2 separate regions of the Homo sapiens genome follow, and region 1 is linked to region 2. Evidence: chromatin loops called from intact Hi-C (ENCODE). Cell type or tissue: CD14-positive monocyte. All regions are shown on one strand. Each heading gives the region's core, and the rest is flanking DNA. Links, peaks and the distances in the headings are about the cores only. Region 1 has its middle 28 kb from the start of LINC02991. Region 2 holds the start of LOC124908011 (a long non-coding RNA gene).

What was found. Peaks named below come from ENCODE experiments on the same cell type or tissue, not always from the same donor. Only the 100,000 strongest peaks of a DNase experiment are listed, where the experiment ranks them.
Region 1: it touches region 2 in a loop (6-fold over the local background); 2 of 110 quality-filtered maps call a loop at or near these places.

The regions. Positions count from the first base shown.
Region 1 is chr2:239,601,933-239,610,796 of GRCh38, reverse strand. No RefSeq gene overlaps it. Among named protein-coding and RNA genes, the nearest start is that of LINC02991, 28 kb to the right of the region's middle. In CD14-positive monocyte, for the core only: no CTCF peak of the experiment used is centred there; DNase peaks (open chromatin) are centred at 3,846, 4,256 and 4,616; H3K4me3 peaks cover 2,853 bases; H3K27ac peaks cover 4,999 bases.
Region 2 is chr2:239,496,264-239,505,127 of GRCh38, reverse strand. It overlaps LOC124908011 (a long non-coding RNA gene), which reads left to right and starts at 8,417. Exons shown (of 2, transcript XR_007088272.1): 1 at 8,417-8,589; 2 at 8,692-8,864. RefSeq lists enhancers at 2,734-3,233, 3,234-3,735. In CD14-positive monocyte, for the core only: no CTCF peak of the experiment used is centred there; DNase peaks (open chromatin) are centred at 2,127, 3,767, 4,017 and 4,557; H3K4me3 peaks cover 2,657 bases; H3K27ac peaks cover 4,749 bases.

The sequences.
Region 1 (8,864 bases), core at 223-8,222, 110 kb before region 2:
GGTCCAAGAGTTCCAAGACTGCAGCTGACATCCAAAAGAATCCAGCTTCCTTGGCACATCACTAGCAAGGGCCCACCCTACCTGCTCACACCTGCCCAGAAGCACCCATCCCTCCTAAGCGGCCCCTCCTCCCTGCCTCCCTGCATCCACACCTGCAGCCTGGTCAGTGACAGTCTCCTGCCATGTCCACCCATCACCTCCACATCAAGGTCATTCTTCTCTGGGGGCTGTGCTGAGCAAGGAACTGAGGCTTCAGGGCCGATGGACCCCGGCTCACAGTCTCATTATTCCACCTTGACACCGTTATTTAAAGTCTCTAAAGCTTGGGGCTTATCTGTGAAACAGGACCAAAATCCAACCTTGCCGGGTTGTCAGGAGGCCTCGATGAAATGGAAGGGAGAAAGTTCACCCTCCTCTCGCTGGTCTTCTCTTTCCCCATGGAGAAGCCCAGTCCCTTCAAGGGCTCCTGTGACATCCCCCTACCCCTTTATCTATGGGGGAACCTATTCAGAACGTCCTTTCTCTAGCTGGGTTTTTTAGGGTGCCAGGCTCTGGCCATCTGGGCCCTGAGCACGACCGACACCTCGCACACTGTGAGCCCTACTCCTTGCCCCAGCTTCAAAGTCCCAGCGGAGCCTGCACCTCTGCCCCTGATGGCCCCCAATCCCTCGCGCCTCGCGGAGCACAGAGGAAGCTGGGTGCAGACATGCATCTCAAGGAGAAATCAATCAGACCCACTAGTGCCAGCCCAGTTTGCACTCTGGAAATTTATTAAACCCTTACATTATTCATTAGAAATCTCAATCCAGGTTCCATTGATTTGCGTGGTGTCTAGGAACCATGCCGAGCAGTTATTACAGAGAAGAGAATTGATGGCAACAGCTCCGTCTGCCAGCTGCTTGTCCACATCCGCTGCACCGTGGTTCTAGGTGTGAATGGGGTGAGAAGACGCGGCACGCACAGAAGACAGCAGGCGAGGCCGCGGTAAATGCCAAGCAGAGAGGGCACACTGCCTGCCGGCCAGAGGACTGGATATCACTGATCAGAAGAAATCTCAGGCCCGCCTCTCTGCCAGGGAAAGTCTCCTCCCGGGTCGTGCTCCTGCCCAGCCCTGCACCTGTATGTGGCTCCCTCAGGACGACCGCAGGAAGATATCATCACCTGGCATCAGGATATCATCATCTGGATTCAGGTGCCAGTGGAGCTTGGGGACCTCCTGCCTAAGAAGAGGGGAGGTGGATGGTTCCTGTGAAGGCTGCCATTGTTCTCAATGCAGATCAGCCCCCACAGCTCCAGGCCACCAGGAAGCTGAGTGCCGTGACTGCCTGGGGCCTGCGTCAGCTATTCCTCTCCCAGCCTCGCTTTTCCCACGCCTGGCTCACAGTGATCAGACTGTCCCTCATCCACCTGTCCCTCAGCCTTCTGGCGAGACTCCCACTTCACGCTGGCATGCATTAGACACCGAGAACAAGGCTGGGGCCGGGGCGGCACAGACGGGCCCTGCCCTGGGGAACCAGGCTGTCTCAGAGATCAATGTCCTGTTCCTCTCACTCACTCCCCCATTTGACTCATGATCACCATAAGCCCTGGACAATGGCCGTGATCATCACCAACCAACCCAGAGTTTCTGACTCAGCAATGCCCCAAAAGTCATGACTAGGTTGGTGCAAAAGTAAGTGTGATTTTTGCCATTATGTTCAACAGCAAAATCTACCATTACTTTTGCCCCAATCTAATAATAAAATGGTAGTGACCGGCTTTAGGTGGCAGAAAGCACGTGTGGCAGCAGCCCTGACAATACCCAGACAGGATGGGGGGCACCCACTCAGGGCACCGTGGCCAGCAGACTCATTGTCTGCCGCACGTGGCGCTGCGTGCGTCCTTCTCCGTGGAGAGGGCCCCTCAGGCAGTGACCGGGCGCGACACTGTTTCACTTGTGTGGGTTCCCGGCCCTGCTCCCCCAGCTCGCATGTGGCTGGTGGGCTCTGCAGCCGAAGCCCCGCCTGGTCTGGTCCTGGGGACCTTTATAGCTTTTCTGTGTCCAAGTGTTCTTTTCTATCTCATTGATTTTTGTCTTCAGGGCAGTGAAGCTTCATCGTAGTTTCATTGTCAATTTAGCATCTCCCCTCATGTATAATTAACACTTCTTCCCTGATTTCTCAGCGCTCTCAAAGACAGCATCGGCATGTCTACACCTCTCAACAGTTTTAAATTTTTTATTAAATATTAATAAGGAAATAAATACTCAAATGCCTGGCAGTTTATGTAGCATGTATTTTATTGTGTTCAAAATAAATGGGAAGTGTAAATCTTACTGATCAGAATTCTAAGGTCAGCTTTGAAGAGATTAGGGAAGTGACTTCTTGAAAAAAACGTTTTTTTCATCAATAACCACGCTTTCCCTGTTACCCTCCGGTGTTAATCTTTACAGATTAGCTTGTGTTGTTTTTATTTAGTAGCTGAATAGTTACAGATAGTCGCTCATTGCCAGGAGCAATCATGTGAAAAACTCCCTCTGCTGAAGTTGGGGAAAGAAAGCATGGGGCTGGGAGGAAGGAAGAGAAAGAAAGAGAAGAGACCAGAGGAAGAATGGAGAAAGGGAGTGTAAAGGGGGGGAAGGAAGGGAGGGAGGAGGGAGGAGAGACAGAGAGAGGGAGGAGGAAGGGACGCAGGGACACACGCGCAGACTTGAACGCACACCAGCACTCCCTCACGCCAGCCTCGGCCTCTGTCGGACGTCTCTCCTTCGACCTCCTAGGCTCCTCCGACGCAGGGTTGATCACCGCAGCGTGACCCTAGAAGCTGTTCTGACGGACAGCCACAGCCTCCTTGATTAATCTCCAGCCCTGCAGTTTCCTCACCCTCCTCCTGAGCCAGCTCACCCGACACGGTGGTCTGACGGGCCCGTCCAGGCCTCTCTGCAGCCAGCAGGCTGAGAACCAGCAACCTTCTCCCTGTCCTCACTCCTCTGTCTCTCTGTCCTTCCTCCCCAAGGCCCATCTCGTGGCTCAGCCCTCATGTCCATGTCCTGACCACACATTTGCACTCAGCTGCCTACCCCTCGCTGCCCCGTGCCTCTCGTCCTGGGCCCCAGTCCCACTCTGGGGCTCTCTCCTTTTGTCCCTCTGCACCTGAGCAGCTGCCCTTGTTGTCACAGTTGCTGCAATGCTGCCTCCAGTCCCCTCGCTCGTCCTTCACAGGTATGGCCCTCAGTCCATCTTTTGCTTCTTTTCTTGGTATCTGCTCTTTGGAGGACTCAAATGGACATGATGAGTGTGACCCTCACAGGAACCTCAATGCCATCCAACCACACCCCAAGACCAAGGACTTGCAAGGTGTGTCCTAAGGATGAGAAAAGCACACAAAGTGAGAGGAAGCCCCAGAAATGCACAGCACTGTGGTCCCTGTGTTGCATGCAAGTCCAGGCTCAGAGGACCCTCACCCAACAGTGCCCGTGGACTGGCACACGCAGGAGGCTTGCCATTGTCACATGAAGTATGACCACGTTACAACATGTGACTTTTTAAAAAATGTTTTTATTGTAAAATACACAACATAAAATGTACTATCTTAACTAATTTAAGTGCACAGTTCAGTTTCACTAAGTACATTGAAATTGTTGTGCAATCATCACTGCCATCCATCTCCAGAACTTCTAATCTTGCAAAACTACACCTCTGATTCCATTAAACGCTAACTCTGCATTCCCCTCCCCCCAGTCCCTGGTAGCTACCATTCTCCTTTCGGTCTCTGTGAATTTAACTACTCTAAGTACCTCATGTCAGTGGAATCATACAGTATTTGTCTTTCTGCCTCTGGCTTATTTCACTTAGCGTGATGTCCTCAAGGTTCTTCCTGTTTATGGCTGAATAATATTCCCTAGTGTGTAAATACCCCATTTTTTTGTATCCATTCATGGGTTGATGAACATGGGTTGCTTCTGTTTTTTAAGTCTTGTAAATAATGTTGCTAGGAACATGGGTGTACACATATTTCTTCGAGTTCCTGCTTTTAATTCTTTGGTGTATATACCTAGAAGTGAATTTTCTGGATCACATGATAATTCTATTTTTGATTTCTTGAGGACCTGTCATATTGGTGTCCGCAGCAGCTGCACCATTTTACATTCCCACTCTCACTGTCCAAGGGTTCCAGTTTCTCCACATCCTCACCAACACTGGTTACTTTCTGGTTTTTGATAGTAGCCGACCTAATGGGTATGAGGTGGTATCTCACCGCATGTTGGATTTACATTTCTCTGATGATTAATGACGTTGCGCATCTTTTCATGTGCTGATTGACCATTTGTGTATCTTCTTTGGAGAAATGTCTATTCAAGGATGTGTGATATCTTCAGGTTAGTTTGTCAACTGTACCTAAGAAATATGTAAATATCTGAAAAAATGCAAATATGTATTTATTGTTACCATTTGTTGCTTTTATAATTGTTTTAAGTCTTAATTAAGACTATTTTTTAAATGTGTACTTTAACATTCTTAGCTAAATTAGGGAAGTAAAATTTGTATCATTATTTTTAGCTCTACTACGTGATTGTGCAATCAGTTTCACTGGACATTTGTCAAGGAAGGAGACTCCTTTTTGAAATGCAGCGGAAATGGCCAACCAAATGTCAGTGATGAAAGTGATGCCAAAAGAAGAAAGCCACGAGTGGGGCAGGTTGCTCAGAGCTATGATCCTTCATGCATTGAGCTCAGTGTTGCAGCCATCATTGACGGGGAAGTGCTAAAACCACGTTCTGTTATTTGTGGAAATGTAGGAGTAGCTAAAGAACCAGTGAAACTATCAAAGCTTAAGTGGTGGTTATATACAAAGCATGGAAAAATGCAAAAACAAAGCGTGTTCTTTGAAAGAATAAGAAGCTGAGAGATGTTCAATATTTTACACATAGACCTTAGTGCTTTCTGAGTTTCTTACAAAGCAGCATTTTGAGTCGCGAAAACCAAATAAAATCACCGACGCACTAAGGAAAGATGGCATCAGAGATGTTTTCAGGAAAACGTGGACAGAATCCATGACAAGGAAGGCGGCTCAAGTACCACTTCCCAACGATGCCAAAGATCAATATATGCATGAACTGGCTGGTGGTATAGAAGACCAATCCACAGAGCAAGTAAAGCTAGCAAAATATTTCTCATTAAAATTCGACGATAACACAAATATTGCTAGCATGGCAATTCTTTGAGCCTGTATGTGATTTGAACTTGATATGAAGGAAGAAATTTTTTTCAGCTTCATTGCCAACAAATACAACTAGCTTTAAACTGTATAAAACTATGAAGGATTGAATTGTCAACAAATATGGCTTGGAGTAGGAGCTTAATTTAAGGAGCTAACGCTGGGATCTAAATCAGCACACTGCTTCCTTCATCAAGAAAGTCTTGCTTTAGGAAAAAAAAAAAAACCCCACTGAACTAGATTATGCTTAGGAGCAAAGTAAAAATTATGTGTTTTGCAGTAGTTGGGCATGGTATACTTATATTACAATATGTATTATTTTAAGGCTGTGTGTTAATGTTGAACTTTATCTCTTTGTAACGATAGAAGGTTGATTAAGAACAACTGTTATTACAAGCTGAAGTGCAATGGTAATGAGAAGATCTTTGTCTAGATTGTCTGACATATAGATTGATCTCTTAATACTTCTGAAAGATAAGAAACCAATTAAGTGCCAATGATTTAAATATTTGTACAGCCAAACTTGCTTATTTGTATGACACCTTTGGGATTTTAAATATTTTTTCCAGCAAAGAAGAAATACAACACATTTGGCAACTAAGAGTTGAAGGCAAATGCAAAAGTTAAAAGCTTGGAAGAATAAAGTTTCTTCAATTATTGTGACATAATTTCTACTACTTAACAACAACCGTCAATGAAGTACGACGTGATCATGATATTTCACATCCACGAAAAAAAGTTATCATCCAATGACTGAGAAGTTTGATAGAACTTTCTGAATTTTGCTTTCTACCAGAAGAGGTCGATGCATAAGAAATTCATGGACCCAGAGTCCATTTCCTTCATGGAAAGATGTTTCAAATGTAACTAAAAATCTACAGAATAAATTGTGAAACTAGCTAATGATGAAGGATTCAGTATGGATTTTGAAAATACATTATTTTCTTTATTTTGGATAAAAGTTTAAGATGAATATTCCATATATGCTGAAAGTGCTTTAAAATCTCTTCTGTTATTTCCATCAACATGCATTTTTGAGGCTCATTTCTGTTTATGTTATTAAAACAAGACACTTAAACAGTTTAATATACATCATTCCCTATGAGCAGTATATCATCACCAGCATAGACTAAGTAAATATACAATTCTTAAAACCTGAGCTCATTTGCTGTATTCAAAGCCATTAATGTTGGCATACATAGGTTTGTTCATAGATGTTTGTATTAGTTATCTGTGGCTGTGTAACAAATTACCCCCCAGAAATTAGTAGCTTAAAACAACAAACATTTCTTCTTGTGCAGTTTCCCAGGTCAGGAATCTGGATGCAGCTAAGTTTGGGGCCTCTCCCAAGGCTACAGGCAAGCGCTGGCCATGGTTGTGTCTCATCTGAAGGCTCAAGTGAAGGAGGAGCTGCTCCAAGCTCACTCATGTGGTGGTCAGAGGATTCAGTTCCTTGGGCTGTTGGACCAAGGACCCCGGTTTCTCCCTGGGCTTCCCCCAGGCTGCAGAATGTCCTGAAGGAGAGGGAAGTGGTCTGTGCTCTGAGGACCCCTCCCTGGAACAGTGTCTTCTGGTTAGAAGGCAGCAGTGAGGGGCTCCTTCCAGAGGCGACCTGGAGCCTAGAGCAGAATGAAGCAGCAGAGTGAGCGCATGGAGGCCTGTGGGGCAGGTGCAAAGGCCCCGTGGCAGGCACATGCTTGGCTGTGGAGCCTGAGGATGGACTCCACAGCTGGAGGCTTCACTCAGATCTTTGCCACATGGGCCTGTCCGGAGGGCAGCTCACAGCATGGTAGATGGTTCCCATCAGAGGTAGCAGCAAGACCAGAGCCAGAATCCTCCCATAACCTAGTTACAGAAGTGGCATTCCATCGCATTTGTCATATTCTAGTCCTTACAAGCAAGTAGTCCAGGCAACACTTGGAGAGAGGGATTGCCCAAGAACGTGAATGCCAGGAGGTGGGGACCCTTACACGATCTCAGAGGCTGCTGGCCACACCTTTTAACAAGGAGAAATGCTGAATTCGCTTTTAACTTCCTGTTCAGTGACAGAGAGTGACAAGAGTGACTCTATATTTATCACAGACCTGCACACTTTCAATAATTTATTATAGAAACAACATAATTTATTTCTTTTTCTCTGTATTGTCTTGGTTTAATATTCATGAAGATGTGGTTTTATACCTGTCGAATCTAATAATAAAAACAATTGGGGCTGATCTGCTTTTTTATTTGATTTCTCTAGTGATTGACTGTATGTTATGAAAGCAGGCTCCCTGCCCCAGGTGCACGGTGAGGTGTGGGAGCTCCGGGGAAAGGCCCCTGTGCTGGTGGCTGGAGCCGCCCATTCCCCGAATGGTGGCCGTAAAGCTCTCGTGGGGTATGGGTCGGGTCAAGCCATGCTCCACTCAGAGCCCTCGGTGGCTGTCGCCTTCTTGCTTGGAATACCATCCCCAGCCGCCTCTCAGATCTCCCAGGCCCTGCAGTGTGGCCCTGACTCCTCCCTACTTTCCCTCCTCGGCAGCCACAACGCCTGTCCTCAGACTCCACAGCCAAGCATGCGCCTGCCACGGGGCCTCTGCCCCTGCCCCCAGGCCTCCGTGGGCTCACGCTGCGGCTTCATTCTGCTCTGGGCTCACAGGTCCCCTCTGGAGGGAGCCCCTCACTGCTGCATCTAACAGGAAGACCTTGTCCCAGGGAGGGTGCTGGAACAGAGGCTGAGGGAGCCCCTCACTGCTGCATCTAACAGGAAGGCCTCGTCCCAGGGAGGGTGCTGGACCACAGGCTGAGGGAGCCCCTCGCCACTGTGTCTAACAGGAAGACCTTGTCCCAGGGAGGGTGCTGGACCACAGGCTGAGGGAGCCCCTCACCGCTGCGTCTAACAGGAAGGCCTCGTCCCAGGGAGGGTGCTGGAACACAGGCTGCTGCCCTTTCCTTCGGGATGCTCTGCAGCCTGCACTGGGCCTCTCTGCTCTTTGCTTACTGCCCAGCGTCGCTTCCACGCAGACTGGAATGTGATTTTGTGGGTGGTTTGCTGCTGCATGCCGGGGCCTGGGTAGGGCTGGGACACGGCGGGTGTTGCCTGAACACCTCAGAATGAAGGAGCAGTGAGGAAGGGCTGAGTCTGGGAACCAGCTCTGCTGTGGAGTTGTCTAAGGAAGCTCCGTTATGCAAAACGCCTCATTGAGGGACCACACCCTCCCCAGCCACACACCACAAAAGGCTCCTGTTCAAGGGTGTGAACACCTTTATAACATCAGCTGAAAGATGACTGACAACTGAAAGCCAATGGCAGAACAGCACACGGCCTCTCAGGAAGCAACTCGGAAGAGTCGCGGTGCTTGGGATTCAGAGACACTGACAGGGCCAGGGAAGGAGGGGACCTGTGTGACGAAGCTTGTCCTGAGCTCTAGTCTCTGCCCCCAAAGACCCTGAGACACAGCGTCATCATGTGTCATGGCTTTAGGACATCCAGTGTCCCTCCCCCAAGTTCAAAGACCCCAGGGAGAGCCAGGGGGCCCAGGAGGGACCAGAGGAACAGGGAGCCGGGAGGAGGCCAGGAAGGCCAGAGGGTAAATGGGAAGGGTCTGGAGTCCTGGGCGTCCTGGGACCAGCCATCTGAGGGTGGCTGGCTGGCTGCAGCTGGTTTTAAAGATTTAGTGGACAACTGG
Region 2 (8,864 bases), core at 281-8,280:
AAGGAGCACACAGTCCTCGAGTTTCCAAACCCACAGCCTGCTGTGGCATGCCGGTGCCAGCTCCCACCGCCTGCAGGAATGGATCACGGGTGTCTCTTTCCAACTCCACGCCAAGTGAGCTCACGTGGGTGGCTTGAAACCTGCCGTGGTGGGAGTGTTTACACTACAGAAATTGGCACAAGGTAAAAACCAGGCCCTTTTTCTTCTGGAGAGCTGGTTGCTAAACACTCAGTGGCACCCCACCGGCCTGGGGCCCCCGGAAGGCTCTGGCCTGGTGTCTAGGGCTCTAAGGACACCAAGGTCCTGCCACCGTGGCGTCTTCTGTGCAGGTGGCCTCTGTTAATGCAGAGGCCATGACCTCGTGCTGCTTCCACTAAGGCCGTCTTGAGAAACAAGAACAGAATTGGCGGTTCCCAGGGAGAAATAACAGACAGGAAAACAGATCTGTGAAGGCGGAAAATTTACCTTTCCTTGCAGCACAGGTCAGCACTGCCCTGAGTGGCCGTTTTTCTGGCCGAATGCTCGAGTTCTGGGACCGCTGTCTGGATTTCTCAGAGGCCTTCTCCCTGTCTGTGGCTGTGTCCCAAAAGTTCACCTTGCTGTGACCGCCAGGAAGAGGCTTTTCTATATGCAATCGCTCTTCAACAGTAAAAGCTTTGTTGTAAAATGTCAAAGATAGCAGGCGTCCTTTTAAGGAAGTCCCCATTTATCGAGTACCAGGCTCATGCCCCTATTGTTTGTACAATTAGGGGGTAAATATTTAAAGCAGAACTTAGACACCCCCTGAGAATGAGCCGGCATCATCTGTGGCGTGTGTGCCTGTGCGTGTGTGGAGATCGTCAAAGCTGTGCTTCCAGCGTGTGAGCGTGCGCCACCCGGGCAAAGCCCAAGCCCATTCGAGCGGATTCATCGTGTTCGAGGCTCGCAGAGTCTTGACCACAAGGAAAATCTTGTTTTTGAGCAATAACCCTTCAGAACGTTGCATGTTAGCACCTTTTGGAGGTTGTCAGGAGACACTTCCTAAATAGGATCTGGGGAGGAAATGGAACCCGCTCAGGCCAAAGCTCAGCTTCGATATTGGATTTTCTGGGGTGAATCAGATTTGCTCGGTCCTATGAGGACTCACAGAGGCTCACCTTGCCCAGCAAGGAGCCTACGCTTTTGAGATGCAGAAAATCTTTAAAATGTTGAGGCTCTTGTATCCTAGGAGAATTTTCTTCTCTATCAAAGAAACCCAAGACATAGGCCCGTGTGGGCAGGAGGGCATAGTGGGGTCAGAAGATTAGAGTGGAGGGCCAGCTGTCTGGCGGTGTGGCTGTGGGCAGGTCTGCAGCCTCTCTGAGGCGTGTTCTGTGGGTATCTGGGGCCTGTTCTAGCACCACACGCCACGAGTCTGCCACCCTGCCTTCCTCAATGAGCTGCGTGCAGTCAGGGGGCCAGCAGGGGTGGGCACCAAAGGGGCCCAGGGACTGAGGATGAAGCCCCACATGGAGTTCTGTGGACCTCCCTGCCCGGCACCCCAGCTCCACTCCTGCCATCCCGGTGGACACTGGACACCTGTCCCTTCCCCTCTGGGGTTCCTGGGCTGTGGGGTTTGCTGCATGGATGCCAAGATGAGCCATTTCCACCCACCCCCATCAGACGCCACCCTCCCACCACGGGTGAGCTCATCTAGGCTGGTCCCTCTCCCTTTGGGGCGGCCTCTGCCCTCCGTGCATCCCGCAGCCAACATAGCCCATCTAGGCTGGTCCTGGCTCTGCCTTCCCTCTCCCTTTGGGGCAGTCTCTGTCCTCTGTGCATCCTGCAGCCAACATAGCCCATCTAGGCTGGTCCTGCTCTTGATGGAATAAGGTAGGCTTCAGAGACCCCCACTGGGAAAACATCCATCCATCTACCCAGGCCTTGTTCCAGCATCAGAGCTGCCGCCGTGAGCTGAGCAGATGAGTCCTGCCCTCGAGAGCTTCCGGGAAGGAGGAAAACGGAGAGGGAGCCTGCCTCCCACACAGGAGAAAGGCCACCAGGGTGGAGGCTTGGTCCGTCCCCTGTTCCAATGCTGTCTTTGGCTCCTCCCCACCCCATGCAACAAATCAGAGCGATGCCAGTAAGTGCAGACCAGGGTGACCGGCAGGCACTTAGAATTCCCCTTCCTGTGGGCTGGATGCTGGAAGGCACCCAAACCGAGGGCACATGAGCACCTCTGAGTGGCCTCTGGCGGGAAGCTGGATTGGCCTCCCACAGGTGTCTGGGCCTCTCTGGGTAAAGCGATTCCATGTGATTATTCAAGAGCTGTGTCTACGCTTGCAGAATCAACACATGGGCTGCCACCTCGATGACCCAAAAAGAAAAGGCAAGGGTGGCAGTGCTTCTGCAGGCTCTCATTTACTCATCCGATCGCTGGATCCCTTGGGAACCCACCGCCTGTTGGCAAGGGTTTGCTGAGCTCCCCATGGGCCGGGCACGCTGCCAGGTGTGCACCACCAGCATCCAGGGCCACAAGCTGGAGAGACAGGCACTGCAGAGGCCTAGGCCATGGGCTGGAGAGATAGGCACAGTGGAGGCCTGAGCCACGAGATGGAGAGACAGGCACAGCGGAGGCCTGGGCCATGAGCTGGAGAGATGGGCACCACAGAGGCCTGAGCCACGAGATGGAGAGACAGACACTGTGGAGGCCTAGGCCATGGGCTGGAGAGACAGGCACTGTGGAGGCCTGGGCCATGAGCTGGAGAGATGGGCACCACGGAGGCCTGGGCCACGAGATGGAGAGACGGGCACCGCGGAGGCCTGAGGACATGATAAGGTACACACCAGGGTCTGGCATCTGGCAGACGGCAGAGCTGCTGAAGGCTCAGGCCACAGGAGAGGGTCCTGAAGGCATGAATGAGCAATGAGATCCTTCCCCATGAGCCCAGCCTGCCCCGCAGCCTCAGGAACTGGGTCAGTCACGCGGCTTCCATCCAACTCAGACGCCCCCACTGGCCACCTCACTAAGCCTCTTGGTCTCCATCCTTTCCTTGGATTCTTGCCTCTCTCACCTGTAGCCCAGATTTCGGTTCAAATCAGCAAGCTGTCGATGCGGATTTGCCCGCACTCATTCATTCAATGGCTGCACCCTACAGTGGCCGCACTGTGGAAGTGCTGGAGCAGAAGGAGCTGGGCAGGGCTGCAGCTGGGGGGCTCTGCAGCCATCGGCCCAGTGGCCACAAAGGGCCCTCCCCACAGAGGGTGGAGCAGGGCTAGGCTTGCACGACATATAAACAGGGACACAGACCAGTCCACCCCGGACCAAGAAGGTTGCAGCAGCCATTCCAATGGGGTCTGGTGTCACCAGGACCTGAGGCCCTCTCTCTCTCCAGCTGTCCCTCCTACCCCTCTCCCTCCCTTGCCCCTCCCCCTGTTACAACACCAATCTCCCACTCCCCACACTGGAGGAGCAGCCTCAGTCCCACGTCCAGGAGAACATTGGTCCCATCCTGTCTCCTTGTCCTTAGCTCACCGGAGGGCACCAAACAGAAAGAGAATCCAACCCAGAACTCCCTCTTTATCTGCCTTCCTTGCCCGCCTCCAAACCGGAGTCAGAGCCATTCAAGGAGGATGGAGAAGGCAATTTCCCGAGAGCCTGCAGGTTCTTCTCACCCGCGATGCCCATGTGGGCCCCACCTCAGCCTGCAGGGAAGTATTCTTAGAAGTTCCTTCTTCACGAAGTTAGGTAACTTGCTCAAGGTCACGTAGCCACCAGCTGAATAGAGGAAGGGAGAATCTACGAACACTCCAAGTCACGCTTGTAGCATTGTCCCGTGCAGTCTCTGTGTCAAACCAGGTAGTCAGTGGTGCTGTGAGCCGCCCGGGGCACTTCTCCAAGCTGGGAAGAGGCTCCAGGCTCGGAAGCCCCCTGAGAGCCCTCCCTGACCCACCCTCACCCTTGACCACCACTGAGGGGAATTTCTTCATTTTCTGTGCCTGAAGGTTCAAGAGGGAAGTCAAAAGTGGCTTCCAGTCAGCTTAATGGGGACGGGGTTTTCTCTGGGGGTGATGAAACTGTTTCGGAGCTTGACAGAGATGGTGGTTGCACAACACCGAGGATGTACTAAATGCTGTTGAAATTGACACTGCAAAAGGGTTCGCTTTATGTTATGTGAATTCCACCTTAAAAATGCTTTAACGTGGCTTCAAGACAAATCTTAGTGGACCTTACAGAGCATTTTGAGACACTATCAGCAAATGCCCACAGAGCTGGGCCCCCTGTGCCTCCCCGATCCCAGGTCCATGAGCAGAGTTAACCCTAAACCACCTCCTGAGCCACAGCCTGAAAGTAGCCCCCACCGACAGGGGAGGCAATGGAGTCCAAGGGTCCCTGAGGCCATGCCTCATGCCCACCACGTCCAGCAGAGTGACCGGAGCAGGTGCCTCAGTCCACGCCTCCCCAGGATGAAGAGAGGACAGCAGGGACCTTGCCAAGTTTCCCTTTGGGTGCAACAAGTTCTGTCACTTGTAAGCAGAGCATGAAGCATGGCTCTGTGGTCACTAGTAAAAGCTGGTGTGTGACACGAGGGTGGGAACTGGGAGCAGAGATGCCAGCACCTCCTGCGTCTGCCTCAACATCAGCCACCTCCTCCTGCCCTCTGTTGCCCTGACTGCCCATCTCAGGACTTCCTCGTCCTCGGTCTTGTTTATGAGCCTGTGGCTTTGAGGACGCTCAGTCCGTCCTCAGAGCCAAAGCTCTGGCCCTGGGAGAGGAGCGGGAGGCTTCAAGCTTCTACACAATGGAAAAGCAAAGATGAAATAAGAAAATTCCTCTCGGTCCAGGAGTCTGTGCTGAAGAAATGACTCATTACAAACAGCAGAAACTTCAAGTTAGACAGATGGGGAGAAACTCTCTGAAATGTGCTTTTCTGCCTAATTTAGAATAATTGCAATCCACTACATTAGGGCATCAGGTTTTCAGCATCTCATGAAATGCTGAGGGTGAGAAGGGAGCATTTTCTGACAAATTAAGATCAAGCTGAAAAGGCCAATGTGCTGGCTGCTGTTCAGCCTTGGTCCTTCTCCCGCAGCTCCACGTGGCTGTAGCCAGCAACTCATCACAGGCAGCTTGCAGTCCGAAACCCACTGTGGGCTGATCAAAGACTGAAACCCTAGAAGGAGAGAAGGGAGAAGCAAGAGGTCCCTAGCCCACAGAACCTTGGGGACCGGCACAGCACCCTGGTCCTTCCTCTCATCCTACTCTCTGCCACCCACCCAAGCTGGGAAGAGGCTCCAGGCTCAGAACACCCCACCCCAAACACTTGGAGAGATGCTGGCCTCCGCTGCCTCGTGCCTTCCAAGAAATGAGGGTCCAAGCCACTCTTCTTCATCCAGATCTTGGCTCTAAACCTGCAGTGCACTCTGAGTTGGTTCCTGCTATCCCAGAGCCTCATTTGGCCTTAGACGCGGAGAAGGAGCATTTCACAGCTGGAACAGAACTCCCATGCTCCCAACCCCAGCATCCTTGGGCCACCGATGGGAAAGCTGAGACCCCCTCACCTTCACCCAAGGAAGGAAACTCAGTCAGGGTCACCAGAATAATGAAAAGCCAGGCTTTCTCCCGGACGCTTTGCTGTTGAATCTGCCCGAGAGCAGTGCCGGTGGAGCCAGGTGGCTCTGGGCCAAACCACCACTCGTCCCCATTGGATTTGTGCTGACTCCCACCCAATTCCAAAGAATTACATCAGAGCTGTGGAAACCAAGACCAACGAAGCACCACACCAGTTGCCATTCTTCTAAGCTCCAAGTCCTCTACGCAACTAAAGACTCAGGATCCTTCCACGTAAACCCAAGAACTGGGAAGCCTCAGCCATGGCCGGGGGACGTCAGAGGCCGGGAGCCACTGCCCTGCCGGCCAGGCCAGCAGCTCACCCAGCTGGAGATGTAAGGGGACAAGGGGACGGCCCCATGTCGACCTCCTCCACCTGTGTTGTTCCCATGGAATCGGGCTGTTTATGTCCTCATGCATTCCCATGCAAACAGGCCAGAGCAGATGGCCCCTGGGCCGTCGTGCCCACACCACTGCTGTGCGGTGAGCAGGGCCTGCCTCTGCTTTCTTGACTTTCCCTAAAGCTCTCCTGTGGTCCAGCCACCGGGGTTCAACCCTCAGAGCCCCCGTGTCATCCCCCTCCGTGTAGTTCAGGTTTCCCTTCCTGACAGGCACAAACATCTTCCAGCCTGAACATGAGCAAGACACGGTCCCACTCGGCGTTCATTTTCCTTGAACCTGGCCCCACCTCCCTTTGCAGTCCGGCCCAGATTGTCCTCATAACCTGGTGTGGCTCCACCTCCCGTTGCAGTCCGGCCCAGATTGTCCTCATAACCCGGTGTGGCTCCACCTCCCTTTGCAGTCCGGCCCAGATCGTCCTCGGAACCCGGTGTGGCCCCACCTCCCTTTGCAGTCTGGCCCAGATTGTCCTCGAACTGGTGTGGCCCCACCTCCCTTTGCAGTCCGGCCCAGATTGTCCTCGGAACCCAGTGCAGGCCTCATGCATGGCAAATATTCCACAAACACACGCGGAACTGAACATCACCATCAACGCATTGATCATTACCATTTAGTGAAATAATGAAGGCTGCCCTTTAAATTTGCATTTGTGTGGACCAATCATCAGTAGCCAAGTGACCTGCTGCCCTGTCTCTGTGGACCACAACTCAGGGGAGCCCCGAGCAGAGCCAGCTCCCCGAAGTCCTCCAATTGTTTACATTTACGTCACATGTGGAACTATGATCTGGGAAAGTTGGATGTGGCCAAGTCAGAGGAGCTGAGCCTGCCCTGGGCTGGCTGCAGAAGACTCGGAATTCACTGCCTGGTTGGACCCTCACTGCAGATTTGGGATGTAGGAGGGCAGGTGGTGGTATCCCCTGGAAGAGTGCTGGGAGGAGGCAGCTGAAGACAGGGGAAGGCTCCAGGTTAGTGGCACAGATGTCATGGGCCTGTCGTCAAGATAAAAGCAATGGGAATATGACGGACCATGTCAAGATCTTTTGTGTGGAGGCCGGTCCAGGGGCCACTCAAGACCTTAAGTACAGCACCTCCGTAGGAATTCTGCTGGGATGCCACAGGAGAGGTCGGACACTTCTAAGACCTCACTCTCAGCAAGACTCGAGTCTCTTACTGTGTTTCCCACCACAAACACCCCACGGGAGCTACACGACAATGACAGTGAAGGCTTGGGCCCCGCCACTTCTCCCTGCAGCCACTGTGCCCGCTCGGTCACTGGACCACCCTCTCAGGGGCACTGATGTGCAGAAAGTAATTGTGTGGAAACGGAGGGTGTGGGGAGGCTGTCTACAAACTGTCAAGGCAGAGCAGGTGTGCGTTCAGGGCAGTTTGGATTGGTATTGGCTCTTATGGGGTCCTCCTGACCACCTGTGCTTTGTCCTTTGCCCAGACTTGAAGTTAGTAGACCTGACCTGATGGGTGTCCTCACAAAGCAGGGTGTTCAGAAGGAGACCCACCACCCTCCACTGGGTGATTTCACCGCTGCCTGGGAGAGGCCATGCCGACGGGGAAAGAGCCCTGACCTTGGCCATCAGGACGCAGGGGCAGGGCCGGACACACTGTTCGCCTTGTACATTCATGAAGGGGAGCCCACGATAGGCGTTCCCACGGACAGGAGTTCGCCTCTCGGTACTCTGGCCCTGTGGACTCTCCTCCTTTGGGCCACAGCTCAGAGACCCCACACTGAGGTCAGTCCCATCACACACAGGGACACCTGCCACCGCCAAGTAACTGCTTCCTGCCCCAGGCAGGAGCTTCTTGGAGTGAGTCCTCGGCATGAAACAGCTCTGCCCAGGCAGAAGCCCTAATGACGGTTTGCTAAGCCAGAGAGACAGGGGTCCTCCACCCCAGGGAAGAGCCAGTCTTAGAGAGGGTACACCTGGTCCACCTTCAGCGGTGGCATCCCAGGTACCAAAGTGAGGCTATTTTGATGAGGTGTCTTTCAGAAGGGTGGGGCAGTCACTGATTGGCTGGCTTTCAGAGGGGCAGGGCTGTCATTCATTGGCTGGCTTTCAGAGGAGCAGGGCTGTCATTGATTGGCTGGCTTTTAGAAAGGCAGGCCTGTCACTGATTGGCTGGCTTTTAGAAGGGCAGGGCTGTCACTGATTGGCAGCTTTCAGAAGTGTGAGACTGTAACGGATTGGCTGGCTTTTTGAAGGCCGGGGCTGACACTGGCTGACTTTCAGAAAGGCAGGGCTGTGACAGATAGGCTGGCTTTCAGAAGGGCAGGGATGTCATTGATTGGCTGGCTTTCAGAGGGGCAGGGCTGTCACTGATTGGCTGGCTTTCAGAATGGTGAGGAGTCATTGATTGGCTGGCTTTCAGAAGGGTGGGGCTGTCCCTGATTGGCTGGCTTTCAGGAGAGTGGGGCTATCACTGATTGACTGGATTTTGTGTATTGGCAGAAAGCTGTTGATCAACTGGAATGGATTTAAATGATTCTGGTTAATTTTTTACTGTGGTCGAAGAACCGTGAGCCTTTTCCTAGGAGGACAGGCACTTATTCCTCGCACAGGTTTCAACAAGAACATTACGAGCTGCCTGCCTGGCCCACTGGTACATCTGTGAGCAATCTTAACCCATAATTGTAATGATTTCCATTGTTCTAGCTCCTCCCTGGATCAGGCACTGAGCATGACCATGTTTTTTCTTTATGGTTGTTACAGGAGCCCAACGTGCCTCACATACATGGTCTCTGCGGAGAGAACAACCTCGGTTCAGCTCCTGCCTCCCACACTTAATCTACGGGAACTTCTGTTTACCATCTTTAGGGTAGTGGTAATACTAATTCTTTCTGCAAGGACCGTTGCAACAATTCAATAAGACCACGGATGTGTGA